3 separate regions of the Homo sapiens genome follow, and regions 1 and 2 are each linked to region 3. A link is a contact called in ENCODE Hi-C or POLR2A ChIA-PET data. All regions are on one chromosome and are shown on one strand. Each heading gives the region's core, a stretch centred on a gene start or an enhancer-like site at or near the end of the contact. The rest is flanking DNA. Distances are from core to core; before and after follow the strand shown. Region 1 holds the start of RIC1 (RIC1 partner of RAB6A GEF complex). Region 2 holds the start of CD274 (CD274 molecule). Region 3 has its middle 22 kb from the start of LINC02851.

Region 1 (4,877 bases), core at 1,507-4,006, 1.1 Mb before region 3:
GAGTAGCTGGGATGACAGGTGCATATCACCATGCCTGGCTAATTTTTGTATTTTTTTTTTTTTAGCAGAAAGACAGGGTTTCACCATATTGGCCAGGCTGGTCTCAAACTCCCGACCTCATGATCCGCCTGCCTTGGCTTCCCAAAGTTTTGGGATTACAGGCATGAGCCACCGCGCCCAGCCAAACCTTAAATTTTTAAAAAAATCACACAGGAGGCTGGGTGCGGTGGCTCACGCCTGTAATCCCAGCACTTTGGGAGGCCGAGGTGAGCGGATCACCTGAGGTCGGGAGTTCCAGATCAGCCTGACCAACATGGAGAAACCTCGTCTCTACTAAAAATACAAAATTAGCCAGGCATGTTGGTGCATGCCTGTAATCCCAACTACTCCAGAGGCTGAGGCAGGAGAATTGCTTGAACCCAGGAGGTGGAGGCTGCAGTGAGCTGAGATGGCACCATTGCACGCCAGCCTGGGCAACAAGAGCGAAACTCCACCTCAAAAAAAAAAAAAAAGAAAGAAATCACACTGGATCTGTAGAAAGAACATCAGTTCTTTTCAGGCCATGTGAATTCAGGCACATCTACCACACCTGTCCTGTTTCCTCACTTGAGAAAGTGAGAATAACAACATCACACCAATGTCACTCACCTTGAATGTTTACTATGAATTAAATCAAGACAAGCATTTGGAATTATTTTGTGAATCTTAAGTGCTACACAGGAGTGTGGCAGAGGAATAAGCTTCTAAAGTCAGCAAGTAAGGTTAAAATTGAGTGCAATAAAAATTGCTTAGAAGTTCCTTAAATTGCCCATGAGCACAGTATGACAAACTTGAGACACATGAGAACAAAGACTCTCTGAGAGACAGCTGGGACAAACATTCAGTAACACTGCCAGCAAAATTGCTGCACTAGAACATTTTCATTTCCTCTTTCTGCCAAGTGCATAACTGAATCTAAGATGAAAGTATGATGCAACTTTGTTATTCTACAATTTGAAATTGGCAAGTTAAGAAACCTCTCTGGGCCTCTTTGTCTAATGGTGTAGCTCAGCTGGATCAGGGTTTCCTCCACGGTTTGTCTGACAAATACTGCCAGCTTACTATGCTTACTATGTTCCAGGCTGCTGTGTTGGACTGGGGGAGGGTAGACGCCAAGGAGACAATCTGATCGCAACAGGCTGGTGAGTGGTGAGGCAGTTTCAACCTCCATTTGAGGAATACAGGATTCTATCATCACCTTCCAGGGAATGCAGTGAATGTTTAGAAAAATTACAGAAAGTTACATATTTGGTTATGAATACCAGCTACAATGCTATATCTAATATGAATTAAGTTTCTTTGTTTCCTTTTTTCTGTTTATGTTGCTACTTTTTTTTTTTTTTTTGAGACAGTCTCACTCTGTTGCCCAGGCTGGAGTGCAGTGGAGGGATCTTGGTTTGCTGCAACTTCCGCCTCCCAGGTTCAAGCGATTCTCCTGCCTTAGCCTCCTGAGGAACTGGGATTACAGGCACCTGCCACCACGCCCAGCTAATTTTTGTATTTTCAGTAAGACGGGGGTTTCACGATGTTGGCCAGGCTGGTCTCGAACTGCTTACCTAAAGTGATCTGCCCGCCTCGGCCTCCCAAAATGCTGGGATTACAGGCGTGAGCCCCAGCACCCCGCCTACGTTGCTACTTTTTAATGTGGGGTCATTTTTTAAACCTGGCTTTTTAATTGAAAAAGTAATACAAACATATGGAAAAATTCAAACTGTACTAAAAAAGGTAGACAATGAGAAGCAAATCTTTCTTCTATTTCAGACTCCTCCTTCCCCCATTCCACACCATATCCCCTCAACCCTCCTTCTATTCAGACGTTACCACTGGGTCAATCCGTTGAAAGTTACAGCTAAGGTGATACCTGGGGTCCAAAAGCTAAATATGGACCTACGCTATCACCAGTCCCTTCCAGTTCTAAAACTAAGTCCAAGCCTTTTGCAGCACGAAAGAGATAGCCTCCTCTCATCTAAAGTTATGGCTGGTAAGGCTGAGACGAATGGAAATGGATTTCAAAGACATAGATTTAGAACTCCTGAAAGGCAGGAGACAGAACTCAATACTTTCATGGTGAGTGGTTTATTTACTGATTAAATAAACGCTCCCTTAGGGATGTAAGCTCCACACCGGCAGGAGCTTCATCACCAGCTCTCACTGCAGACCCCGGCATTAAAGGAGCTCACACGGTAAAAGCCCCTACCGCCCACCACAGCCACAGCGGCCGGCAGCCCAAAGTGGGAAACCGCGCCGGCCGTCACGTGACTCCAGCTCCCCCCGGCAACCGGCCCGCCCCCACCGAGACCCCGCCAATCCGGAAGGGAGGTCCAATTTGGCCAGGCCAGGGCGTGTTCCACCGGCCCAGTAGCCTTGCTGCTGCGTTATCCCTAGACTCGCCCCACTTGCCTCGGAGTCTCAGGCCGTTGCCTAGGTCCTCCCGGTAAAACCCTGGAGACTGCTAGGGAGAGGAGCAAGGGAGGGGCCAGCGCGCAGAAGTGCGGACGCAACCCGGCGGCCGCGGGCGAGGCTTATGCAGAGCTTCAAGAAACAGCTAGGGAGACCGCAGGAGTCTCCAGAGCGCGCGCGCGGGCCCTCCCCGGCCCGACCCACGCGGCGCGGCGTGGTGACGCCCGCGCGGCCTGAGGAAGGGGCGGGGTCGGGGCGGGCCTCCGCGCTCCTCCCGCCCTCTCTGTGTCCCTACTCTCCCTCCCCTTCCCTCCCCCACACTCGGCCCCGTCAGCTTGGGGGTGCCTTCGTCGCGCAGCCTTGCGTCGGCCCGGCCCGGCCAGGCCAGCGGGCAGATGCCCCGAGCTGCCGCCGCCGCCGCCGCCGACTCGGCCGGTGGCGGTGTGGGAGGTGGGCGACCAGCCCGGGGCCGCTGAGTGTGACGGACGCAACTGGGGGCGCCGGGGGCTCCGCACGGACCATGTATTTTCTGAGCGGCTGGCCCAAGAGGCTGCTGTGCCCTCTGGGGAGCCCGGCCGAGGCGCCTTTCCACGTTCAGTCCGACCCGCAGAGGGCTTTCTTCGCCGTGCTGGCCGCGGCCCGCCTCAGCATCTGGTACAGCCGAGTAAGTAGAGCCGCCCGCCGCCTTTCGCCGCTGCCTCCCCGGCCTCCCGGCGCCGTCCCACCCCCAACTTCCACCCAGAGCCTAGGACTCCTGCCCCTTCGTGCCAGACCCACCTGCCTTCGCAGTCCGCGTCCTCGTTCCACCGAATTGGCCGCAGGTACCCGCCGGCTGCAGGCACGTCCTCCAGCCGGCGGTCCGGGGTGGATGAAGTCGCTGCTGCCGAAAATCCCTGAGCCTCCCCGCGTTGGACCGACGGCCGCGGCGTGCAGACTCCGCACGCTCCCCGGCCGAGCCCAGACTTGTTCTTCTCTCCCTTCCCCCATTCCCCGAGGGACAAATTTGTTTAAACTTTCCACAATTAGAAATCCGGCCGCTGTGGTGCCCCAACCCTCCCTTACTTTAAAGGTCGCCGTTTTGGAGTTAGGGAAAGCCTCTTGGGCTTTACCCAGCGCCAGACTTTACAGGCCTGTAATAACTTATTTCTACAAACTACAGCCTGAATTCTTTATTCTTCACTAAAGGTCTGGTTATTTAACTCCCCTCTTTAACCCCAACATCCCTTCCCCACTTTCGAGTTGGTCTTTTTCTTTGCTGCTGCTCTTGGACTCTTCGGAATAGGGGGTTAAAGGAGCGGAAGTAGAACTCAAATCTGTCCGCGGAACTCCCAGTTATAACACCTGGAAATAATAAGGCTTGGGAGGAGCATGGAACTGAATTCTGTTTTTGCTTTAAGTCCTGGTTATCTTTTTCTTTCTTGTATTGAATTACTGAGTAGATATGAGAAAGAAATAAGTGGTGGATGGGATACTCCCTACTCTCTGCAAACACTGCTATAACTTTGTCTATGAGAACGACAGAGTTCAGAGTATAAAAATGCTTTTTTTCCTCCCCAAAGAAGGCAGTACCAATCGATGTCAGAGTGAAGTTTTTCTCCTTTCCAAGTTAATTTGACCATGTGGGGATAGGTTGTGATCTTGTCCTTATTAGGTGTTCGTGAAATACTGGTTTTAGTTTGTTAAAATCCCCAAATCTTTGTGTGTTGCTGTTCCATTACCTGTAATGCCCTTGACAGTCCTCACCCACTTCCCTGGTAATACTGGTGATGGGATTTAGTGACGGGTAATTCTGGTGTCTCCTTTGACTGTCATAGTTGGGCTGTAAATCAGACTATTTGCCATCAAGTTTTGGCTGATCTAATTTTCAAATGCAAATCAGAACAAAACAAACTTATAAAATCGTAATACCAACAATATGACTATTTTGTCTAGTGCCTGATTGTATTTTGAATATATATGTATGTATGTGTGTGTGTATATATATAAACATATGTGTAAATATATATAAAGTATCATCTGGTTCCTAAATGAGATATTCGTTTACAATGTATATGCCAGTTGAATAATTTTTAATTTGTTTAGGTGTATATAACTCAACTTTAAAGCACATGCAGAAAAAAATAGAACTTGAATTTAAATTGTCTTTTGAATTTAATACATAATTCCTTTTGAATGTAACAAATTTAGACTTTCGTCTAAAATTTAACTTTTCTTACCTTTAAAAAGGCAGACCTAACTTAATTTTAAATAAAAGTAAACAATATGACCTATGAATTGACCAGAAGCCTGTAAACCACTTTATTCCCCCATAAGAGAAGCATAAACATATGCTTTAATTTAGGGACATTGTGAATATTCTTAAGCATGTCTATTGTTTGGTTTTGGAGTTACATACGACATCTAGAAATCCAAGGCAGTTCTGGAATTTAAACTATTCA
Region 2 (4,643 bases), core at 1-2,500, 1.2 Mb before region 3:
CCTCAAAAGTGATTTGAAAGAAGGAACATCTGAGCTGGGCCCAAACCCTATTGCAATTTTATTGGGGCCAAAGAGAACTCCATGCTCCTGCCAAATCAAGGCAGTGTCAGCCTCAATAATTTCCCAGATAAAAATAAAAATCTGTGATACAATCAGAATGTGAAAATTCTTATTTTGGAAGCAAATGTCATAACCAATGCAAGGGCTATCTCAATATTCATTCATTATGCAGTATTTTGAACTGCAGTTGAAATGAATAAGAAGGAAAGGCAAACAACGAAGAGTCCAATTTCTCAATTTAGAAAAAGAGAAAAAAAAGAAAAGGGAGCACACAGGCACGGTGGCTCAAGCCTGTAATATCAGCACTTTGGCGGATCACTTGAGGTCAAGGAGTTCGAGAAAAGAGAGCACCTAGAAGTTCAGCGCGGGATAATACTTAAGTAAATTATGACACCATCGTCTGTCATCTTGGGCCCATTCACTAACCCAAAGCTTTCAAAAGGGCTTTCTTAACCCTCACCTAGAATAGGCTTCCGCAGCCTTAATCCTTAGGGTGGCAGAATATCAGGGACCCTGAGCATTCTTAAAAGATGTAGCTCGGGATGGGAAGTTCTTTTAATGACAAAGCAAATGAAGTTTCATTATGTCGAGGAACTTTGAGGAAGTCACAGAATCCACGATTTAAAAATATATTTCCTATTATACACCCATACACACACACACACACCTACTTTCTAGAATAAAAACCAAAGCCATATGGGTCTGCTGCTGACTTTTTATATGTTGTAGAGTTATATCAAGTTATGTCAAGATGTTCAGTCACCTTGAAGAGGCTTTTATCAGAAAGGGGGACGCCTTTCTGATAAAGGTTAAGGGGTAACCTTAAGCTCTTACCCCTCTGAAGGTAAAATCAAGGTGCGTTCAGATGTTGGCTTGTTGTAAATTTCTTTTTTTATTAATAACATACTAAATGTGGATTTGCTTTAATCTTCGAAACTCTTCCCGGTGAAAATCTCATTTACAAGAAAACTGGACTGACATGTTTCACTTTCTGTTTCATTTCTATACACAGCTTTATTCCTAGGACACCAACACTAGATACCTAAACTGAAAGCTTCCGCCGATTTCACCGAAGGTCAGGAAAGTCCAACGCCCGGCAAACTGGATTTGCTGCCTTGGGCAGAGGTGGGCGGGACCCCGCCTCCGGGCCTGGCGCAACGCTGAGCAGCTGGCGCGTCCCGCGCGGCCCCAGTTCTGCGCAGCTTCCCGAGGCTCCGCACCAGCCGCGCTTCTGTCCGCCTGCAGGTAGGGAGCGTTGTTCCTCCGCGGGTGCCCACGGCCCAGTATCTCTGGCTAGCTCGCTGGGCACTTTAGGACGGAGGGTCTCTACACCCTTTCTTTGGGATGGAGAGAGGAGAAGGGAAAGGGAACGCGATGGTCTAGGGGGCAGTAGAGCCAATTACCTGTTGGGGTTAATAAGAACAGGCAATGCATCTGGCCTTCCTCCAGGCGCGATTCAGTTTTGCTCTAAAAATAATTTATACCTCTAAAAATAAATAAGATAGGTAGTATAGGATAGGTAGTCATTCTTATGCGACTGTGTGTTCAGAATATAGCTCTGATGCTAGGCTGGAGGTCTGGACACGGGTCCAAGTCCACCGCCAGCTGCTTGCTAGTAACATGACTTGTGTAAGTTATCCCAGCTGCAGCATCTAAGTAAGTCTCTTCCTGCGCTAAGCAGGTCCAGGATCCCTGAACGGAATTTATTTGCTCTGTCCATTCTGAGAACCCAAAGGAGTCCTAAAAGAGGAATGGAGGAGCCTAAGAATAAAAATAGTATAATAAAACATTTCTTAGACACATTGACCTTGGCCTATGTCAAAGTTCAGTCTGGGTTTGTCTTATAACACAAGGAGTAAAAGTACCATTGTTCTACCTCTTTTTTTAATACTTGAAAAAAATTTACTGTGGATGCTTTTCTATGAATTAAATAACCTTCTAAAAAATGTTTTCATTGCTGCATTCGATTAGATTGGGTAACTAAATGAAATTAATTCCTCACTGTTGGGTATAAAGGTTATTTACAGTGGTTCTGTCTTAGCCATTCACTGAACTCATTGCATATATATCTCTGGAATATTGCTGATTGTTTCCTTCAAGTAAACTTAGAAGTGTAACTACTTAGTCAAAGAGCCTGAATATTTTAAAGGCCTTTTGAAGAAAACTGAAAATGCTTTCCAGAAAGGATGTATCAGTTGACAATGACAGTCGTCAACAGTATTTAAGGAGAACTATGATACTCTGAAGAAAAACTTAGCCTTTCTCAGTAAAAGTAGGTAGGCAGAGGCCACATGACAGCAGTTAGAGTGTGGTCTTCAAGGAAGTCACAGAAATACTGTGGGGAATTGAAACCCCATGTGGAAAATGTACAAGAGTGTCTCAGTGTGACTGAGAAGGAGGTTGGGCATGGGGTTTCATGGAGTTTAATAAAGTTTGGTCACTTAGTAGAGGTTTAATAAATCAACTGTCTTAATCTTTGATCCTACTTAAGAATTTTTTTTTTGTTTTTGTAGAGATGGGGCTCTTGTTATGTTGCCCAGGCTGTTCTCGAACTCCTAGCCTCAGGCGATCCTCCCTCCTCAGGCTCCAGAAGTCCTGGGATTACTGGCGGGAGCCACCATGCAGGCCTCTTGCTCCTACTTTTGAGAAAGGAAGTTTAACCGGTTTTTTTTGTCTTTTTTTTTTTTTTTTTGAGACAGAGTCTCACTCTGTTGCCCATGCTGGAGTGCAGTGGTGCAATCTCAGCTCACTGCCTCCCGGGTTCAAGTGATTCTCCTGCCTCAGCCTCCCGAGTAGCTGGGACTACAGGCACCTGCCACCACGCCCAGCTAATTTTTGTATTTTTAGTAGAAATGGGGTTTCACCATATTGGCCAGGCTGATCTCGAACTCCTGACCTCAGGTGATCCGCCTGCCTCGGCCTCCCAAAGTGCTGGGATTACAGGCATGAGCCACTGCTCCTGGCTGCTTAACTTTTTCTCTATCTCATCCTCCTACCCATCCTACCCTTGGAAGATAGAGAAGTAGTATTAGTTCCATAGTGTTATACTGGGCTTCCCCCAGGGACAAACCCACTTCCCCAACCTGAATGAGCCATCACTTCTTCCCCAGTTTACATTTCATTGCTCTTTAAATGTCTCCATTCGGATATGGGAATTCACATATGGTCATAATTCTTACCTGAAGAAGATGTCAGTCTTCTTCTCTTAGACCAACTGCCCTGATATGAGGTTTAGAGGTTAAAGAACATGTGTGTATTTACATGATCTTTGTATTCTGCCTTTTCGTCCCTCACTAATGACAGCTGCACCCCAAGGAAATGGAGCTGTGGAAGAGAGGGTTTGATAAGAAATTAAGTAAATATTGGATCTAATCCATCACCCTCCAGGAAGCCTTTATTACTCCTAAAAATTTCAACCAAATTCATTAAAGGACAAGAACTCCACCAGAGTAGGCCATAAACATTGGCAAAATTAGTTGTAATCCATGACTAGATTTAATGTCCCTTTGTTTTATTCCCATATGGTTATAATGCTTTGCTTGGCATTAGGGGTATTTTAAGTTTTCTTCTGCCTAGTAAGTGAATTTGTGTTTATAATACAATAATCATAAAATATCACATTAATATTTTATAACTGTACAGTTATAAAATATTTTATAAGTAATATTTATATTTTATAAGTAATATTTTATAACTGTACAGTTAACTCTGGCCCAAGGAAAAGATAGTCTGATAGATGCTGCAGCCCCATTTTAGCAAATGTGACCTCACAGGCCTGAATGCCATCGCTATTCCACATCTACAGGATAGACGGAAAGGAAAGAAATAAAAAAATAGGTACCTAACACTGGCAAGAGGATGATGACTCATGTTATTTCACTTAACCTTTTTATCTTTTAACATGAAGGACTCATACAGGTTGATAAGAAACCAGTGACATAAACAGACCAAAAAATGATCAGATCTTTCAAATTAGCAAAAAAATAATATTTTTTAAACAATGGGTGAAAATACAGTGTAACAGTACCAATTATCAACATGTGTTGAGAACCAGAAAAATGTTCTTTTTCTTTGATCAGCAACACTATTTGGGAAAATCTATCCTCAGGGCCTAGCCTGGGGCCCTGGCACACAGTAGGCACTCAACGAATATTTGCTGAACACACAAATACTTATGATATTTTAAAAAATTGGCAACAATCTGATACCTAACAATAGAGGGATTAAATATTATGGAACTGTTAAATAAGATGCTTATGAATACCATGCAGTAAGATGGGCAATATTTATGCCATAAGCTTTAATGAAACAAATGGGTATTAAATGTATGATAAGGTTATAAATTACTTTTTAAAAGATTACAGGGAAAAAAATTGAAAGATATACACTGAAATGTTTTTTGCTCACAGTGGTGACAAGGTTTCTCAGCACTGGCACTGTTGACGTTTTAGGCTGTATGTCTTTGCTGTGGGAGGCTGGCCTGTGCACTGCAGGGTGTTTGGCAGCACTCTTGGCCTCTGCCCCTAGATAGCAATAGCAGTCCTCCCTCAACCAGCCCAATTTTGACAACCAAAAATGTTTCC
Region 3 (4,247 bases), core at 63-2,562:
ACGTCTCAAAAAAAAACCCCCACAAAACAGAACAAAACAAAAAACCACATAACTTGGCTATGGTATTATTCCTTTCACATAATACTAGATTTTGCTAATATTTTGCTTACAGAGTTTCCCGTCTAGACTCATGAGCAAAACTTGCATACACTTTTCCTTCCATTCGCTGTTCTCGTCAGGTTTTCCTATCAGGGTTATGCTAGGCCATTAAAAAGTTTAAAAGTGTTACCCGCTTTCATCTTCCTTCCCCCTTTTATTCTGGAACTATTAAAGACTGGAATTATGTTTTCCTCTTATATATCGTTCAATTTGCCAGGGAAGCCATGGTGGCTTGCAGTCTTCTTTGTTGGAAGACTTTGGACTACTCTTTCAATTTGTTACTAAACTATGTAGGTTTCCCATTTCCCTAAACATGGAAACAGAAGACCTCCTAGGACGTCTCCATTGCGGGAGGGAGACTGCAGAGGTCTCCGGCCACAGGACTGAGGAAAACCGCAAAAAGACGCGGTCACTACTAGGCGGAGTTAAACTATGGAGCCGGTACCCCCAATACCCTGCCCGGCAAGGCCGCCTCGTGACGTCCCCGTCTGACAGAGTCCCTCCCCATAGGGCCGCGACAGAACCACCGCACGATGGGACACGCGAGGGTAAGCTCAGGTCTCAGCGCATCGTGTGGGCGTCGGGACAGCGTCCTGGGCACCTGTTCCTTCCACCTGCTCAAATCTCTTTCCCTTCTATGAAGAAGGGGGCTCCGGGCCCCATCCCCAGGGAGCAAGAAGACGCAGAGGACCGCGCCGGTTCAGGTGCCGCTGGAGAAATGGAATCTGACGGAGAAACTGATCTGGGGCGGCAGCCCGCTAGGTTCGCCTGACTCACTAAATGCTACTACAGTGCCCCACACGGACTGCCACGAGCGGGTCACGTGACTGGACTCTGGATCGGCTGTGCTGTGATGGCCGCGTAGCGCGCTGCTGTGCGCGCGAGACTATAAGCCTCTGGGCCGCCGGTGCCTCCGCGCGGTCACCGCCTCCACCCGCCTGGCCGCTTCCCTCGGCGCATGCGTAGCACACCGACTCCAGGATTGTTTCCCAAATCCCACTTCCGCCACTTCCTCCTCCCGAGACCAGCCAAGCGCGCCTGGCTGTCTGCCCTTCTTGGGCTCTTGGGGAGAACGTGGTCCGGGAACTGGCAGTCACGGGGAGGCAGCACAAGAGGTTTTCGCCCTCATGTGCTGGTGCAACTATCGCGACCATCACCCTGAGAACTGGAGGAAGGGTGCCGCAGGCAAAGAGTGGCGCGCCTGCAGATTCGGTTCCGCGCTTGGGGCTCTCGCGAGACCCGGCGCTGGAGTGTGGACCGCGCGTGCCGGTGACGCGTGGTGCAGACACGTCGCCGGTGCCTCTCTCCCTAGGCCTTCCTGGGGGTGAGCTTCCGTCCCAGACGTCTTCGGTCCTACACTGCTTCCATTTCTTTTTTTTTTTTTTCCTTCTTTTTTTCTTTGAGACAGGGGCTCATTCTATCACCCAGGCTGGAGTGCAGCGGCGCGATCTCGGCCCACCGTAAGCTCCGCCTCCCGGGCTCAAGCGATCCTCCCACTTCAGCCTCCTGAGTAGCTGGGACTCCAGGTGAGCGCCCTGCTAATTTTATATTTTTGGTAGAGACGGGGTTTCGCCATGTTGCCCAGGCTGGTCTCAACTCCTGGTCTCAAGTGATCCGCCTGCCTTGGCCTTCCAAAGTGCTGGGCTTACAGGCGGGAGCCACTGCACCCAGCCCTACGCCCCATCTTTCTGGGTTTCTGCCTGGTATTGTTACATCTCCAACAGGCTTAACTCAAAGCTGACTTTCCGCCTGTGCTGTATCTGCCCCATGGTCCTTTAGAGTATATAAAATATAAATGGCACTTTGGGAGGCCGAGGCAGGAGGATTGCTTGAGCTCAGGAGTTACTGACCAGCCTGGGCAACATAGTGAGACCCCCGTCTCATTAAAAAATAATAATGCAGGCAGGGCGCAGTGGCTCATGCCTGTAAACCGAGCACTTTCGGAGGCCAAGGTGGGCGGATCGCCTGAGATTGGGAGTTCGAGACCAGCCTGACCAACATGGAGAAACCCCATCTCTACTAAAAATACAAAATTAGTTGGGCGTGGTGGTGCGTGCCTGTAATCCCAGCTATTCAGGAGGCTGAGGCAGGAGAATCGCTTGAACCCGGGAGACGGAGCTTACAGTGAGTCGAGATGAGCCACTGCACTCCAGCCTGGGCAACAAGAGCGAAACTCCATCTCAAATAATAATAATAATACAAATAAATAAATGTACACACACAAATAAATGGACTTGATAGCGATTTTTTTAGGTTTTCAGCTGCCCAATTCAAGAAATGTATTTCTTCTTGTCCCTGATTTCCGTCACTGTCCCAAGGCAGTGGGATTAAAGCACCACTACCGTTTTTAGATCCTTGTGTTTGGCATTCCATGTCCTCCTCTCAAGACGTTTGACGTAACTTTCTCCATCTGCTCTGTTGAAACATATGCTTCAAAATCTTTTTTTTTTTTTTTTTGAGACGGAGTCTCGCTCTGTTGCCCAGGCTGGAGTGCAGTGGCGCGATCTCGGCTCACTGCAAGCTCCGCCTCCCGGGTTCAAGTGATTCTCCTGCCTCAGCCTCCCAAGTAGCTAGGACTACAGGCGCCCGCCACCAAGCCCGGCTAATTTTTTGTATTTTTAGTAGAGACGGGGTTTCACCGTGTTAGCCAGGATGGTCTCGATCTCCTGACCTCGTGATCCACCTGCCTCGGCCTCCCAAATTGTTGGGATTACAGGCGTGAGCCACTGCACCCAGCCTACCAGCCTAGACCTAGTTTTAGTTCCTTTTTTTGCTTCACTCCATTGTAGCTTAGGAAGCTAGTTTCAATTCCGGATTCTACCGTCTATCTGTATGACTGGGCCTTTGGTCAGTCTTTCTAAAATGAAGATTGCTCATTTTACAAATGAGTAAAAACTACCTGACATGTAGTGCAGGCTTTGTAAAGCACTCATCATGCTGCTTGTCATACTGTAAGCACTGATATGGCATAGGAAACCCAACCCCCAAACATAGCACCTTGGAAGTTGAGAAAACAGCATATACTGGAAGGCCACTGTCACATCTCCCTCACCCGTCTCTGAAGCAGGCCATAAAGCCTAGGAAGGTCATCCTCTTATCTCTCTTGAAAACCCTCATGTGGCAGGTGTCCTGCCCTATATCAGGGTGGAAGGAATGTCACACAGGGACACCAAGAATAATCTGAACAAACAGGTCTTGCTAATCTCATGCCCCCAATTTATTACCGTGAGATCATACCCGCTTTGTTCAATCATACTTCTGCACAACTATCCACTTTCTCAAACCTATGCATAAAAGTACACAGACTTTTCTTTGGGTCATTTCCTTAGGAAGACTCCCCATCATGTAAAACTTATATTACACAAATTTGTATGCTTTTCTCTTGTTAATCTGTATTTTGTTATAGGAGTCTCAGCCATGAACCTTACCATGGTTAAGGAAAACTTGCTTTTTCTTCTCTACACACTCAAATAAATTAGTTTGCCTCCTTTTCCATGCTTACCCAATATAAAATAGTAAAATGCCTCTTTTTTTTTTTTTTTTTTTTTTTTTCTGAGAGGGAGTCTCGCTCTGTTGCCCAGGCTGGAGTGCAGTGGCGCGATCTCGGCTCACTGCAACCTCCGCCTCCCAGGTTCAAGCAATTCTCCAGCCTCAGCCTCCTGAGTAGCTCGGATTATAGGTGCCTGCCACCACGCGTGGCTAATTTTTGTATTTTTAGTAGAGAAAGGGTTTCGCCATAATGGTCAGGCTGGTCTCGAATTCCTGACCTGAGGTGATCCACCCATCTTGACCTCCCAAAGTGCTGGGATTGCAAGCGTGAGCCACTGCGCCCGGCCTAAAATGCCTCTTAGTAAGACTTAATTTCTGTCCAGGCATGGTGGTTCATGCCTGTAACCCCAACACTTTGGGAGGCCGAGGCGGGTGGATCACCTGAGGTCAGGAGTTCGAGACCAGCCTGGCCAACATGGTGAAACCCCATCTCTAATAAAAATACAAAAAGCATTAGCCGGGCATGGTGGCGGTGCCTGTAATCCCAGCTACTCGGGTGGCTGAGGCATGAGAATCACTTGAATCCGGGAGGTGGAGGTTGCAGTGAGCTGAGATGGCGCCACTGCACTCAAGCCTGGGTGACACAGCAAAAATCTGCC

The links. Hi-C counts contacts between places; a loop is a spot of excess contacts on that map. ChIA-PET counts read pairs that join two places held with the same protein, here RNA polymerase II (POLR2A). Pooled maps may share reads with other maps.
Region 1: a loop to region 3 is called in a map of CD8-positive, alpha-beta T cell, with 18 times the contacts of the local background. The contact joins the promoter of RIC1 here to the enhancer-like site in region 3. A Hi-C loop is called at or near these places in 10 of 168 maps with a recorded cell type or tissue (B cell, CD4-positive, alpha-beta memory T cell, CD8-positive, alpha-beta T cell and 5 more), 7 of 37 single-sample maps with no recorded cell type and 23 of 50 pooled maps. POLR2A ChIA-PET finds 5 or more read pairs at or near these places in 2 of 52 experiments (HEK293 and activated CD4-positive, alpha-beta T cell).
Region 2: a map of CD8-positive, alpha-beta T cell shows a loop between it and region 3 (11-fold over the local background). The contact joins the promoter of CD274 here to the enhancer-like site in region 3. A Hi-C loop is called at or near these places in 2 of 168 maps with a recorded cell type or tissue (CD8-positive, alpha-beta T cell and naive thymus-derived CD4-positive, alpha-beta T cell), 3 of 37 single-sample maps with no recorded cell type and 8 of 50 pooled maps.

What each region holds. Positions count from the first base shown.
Region 1 is chr9:5,626,351-5,631,227 of GRCh38, forward strand. It overlaps RIC1 (RIC1 partner of RAB6A GEF complex), which reads left to right and starts at 2,757. Exons shown (of 26, transcript NM_020829.4): 1 at 2,757-3,103. The coding sequence starts at 2,960. INCR1 (interferon stimulated noncoding RNA 1) reads right to left here and starts at 3,377. Exons shown (of 3, transcript XR_007061406.1): 1 at 3,217-3,377. RefSeq lists enhancers at 947-1,166, 3,077-3,577 and a silencer at 2,517-3,056.
Region 2 is chr9:5,449,292-5,453,934 of GRCh38, forward strand. It overlaps CD274 (CD274 molecule), which reads left to right and starts at 1,251. Exons shown (of 7, transcript NM_014143.4): 1 at 1,251-1,305. RefSeq lists enhancers at 1,028-1,077, 1,368-1,527.
Region 3 is chr9:6,680,364-6,684,610 of GRCh38, forward strand. No RefSeq gene overlaps it. Among named protein-coding and RNA genes, the nearest start is that of LINC02851, 22 kb to the right of the region's middle. RefSeq lists enhancers at 556-935, 842-1,590, 1,056-1,345, 1,416-1,535, 3,104-3,363. Within about 2 kb of position 1,313, at least 41 of the 41 ENCODE cell types and tissues checked have a DNase peak (open chromatin) inside an H3K27ac peak, as active enhancers do; they include B cell, CD8-positive, alpha-beta T cell, OCI-LY7 and 2 more, where a contact is called at or near this core.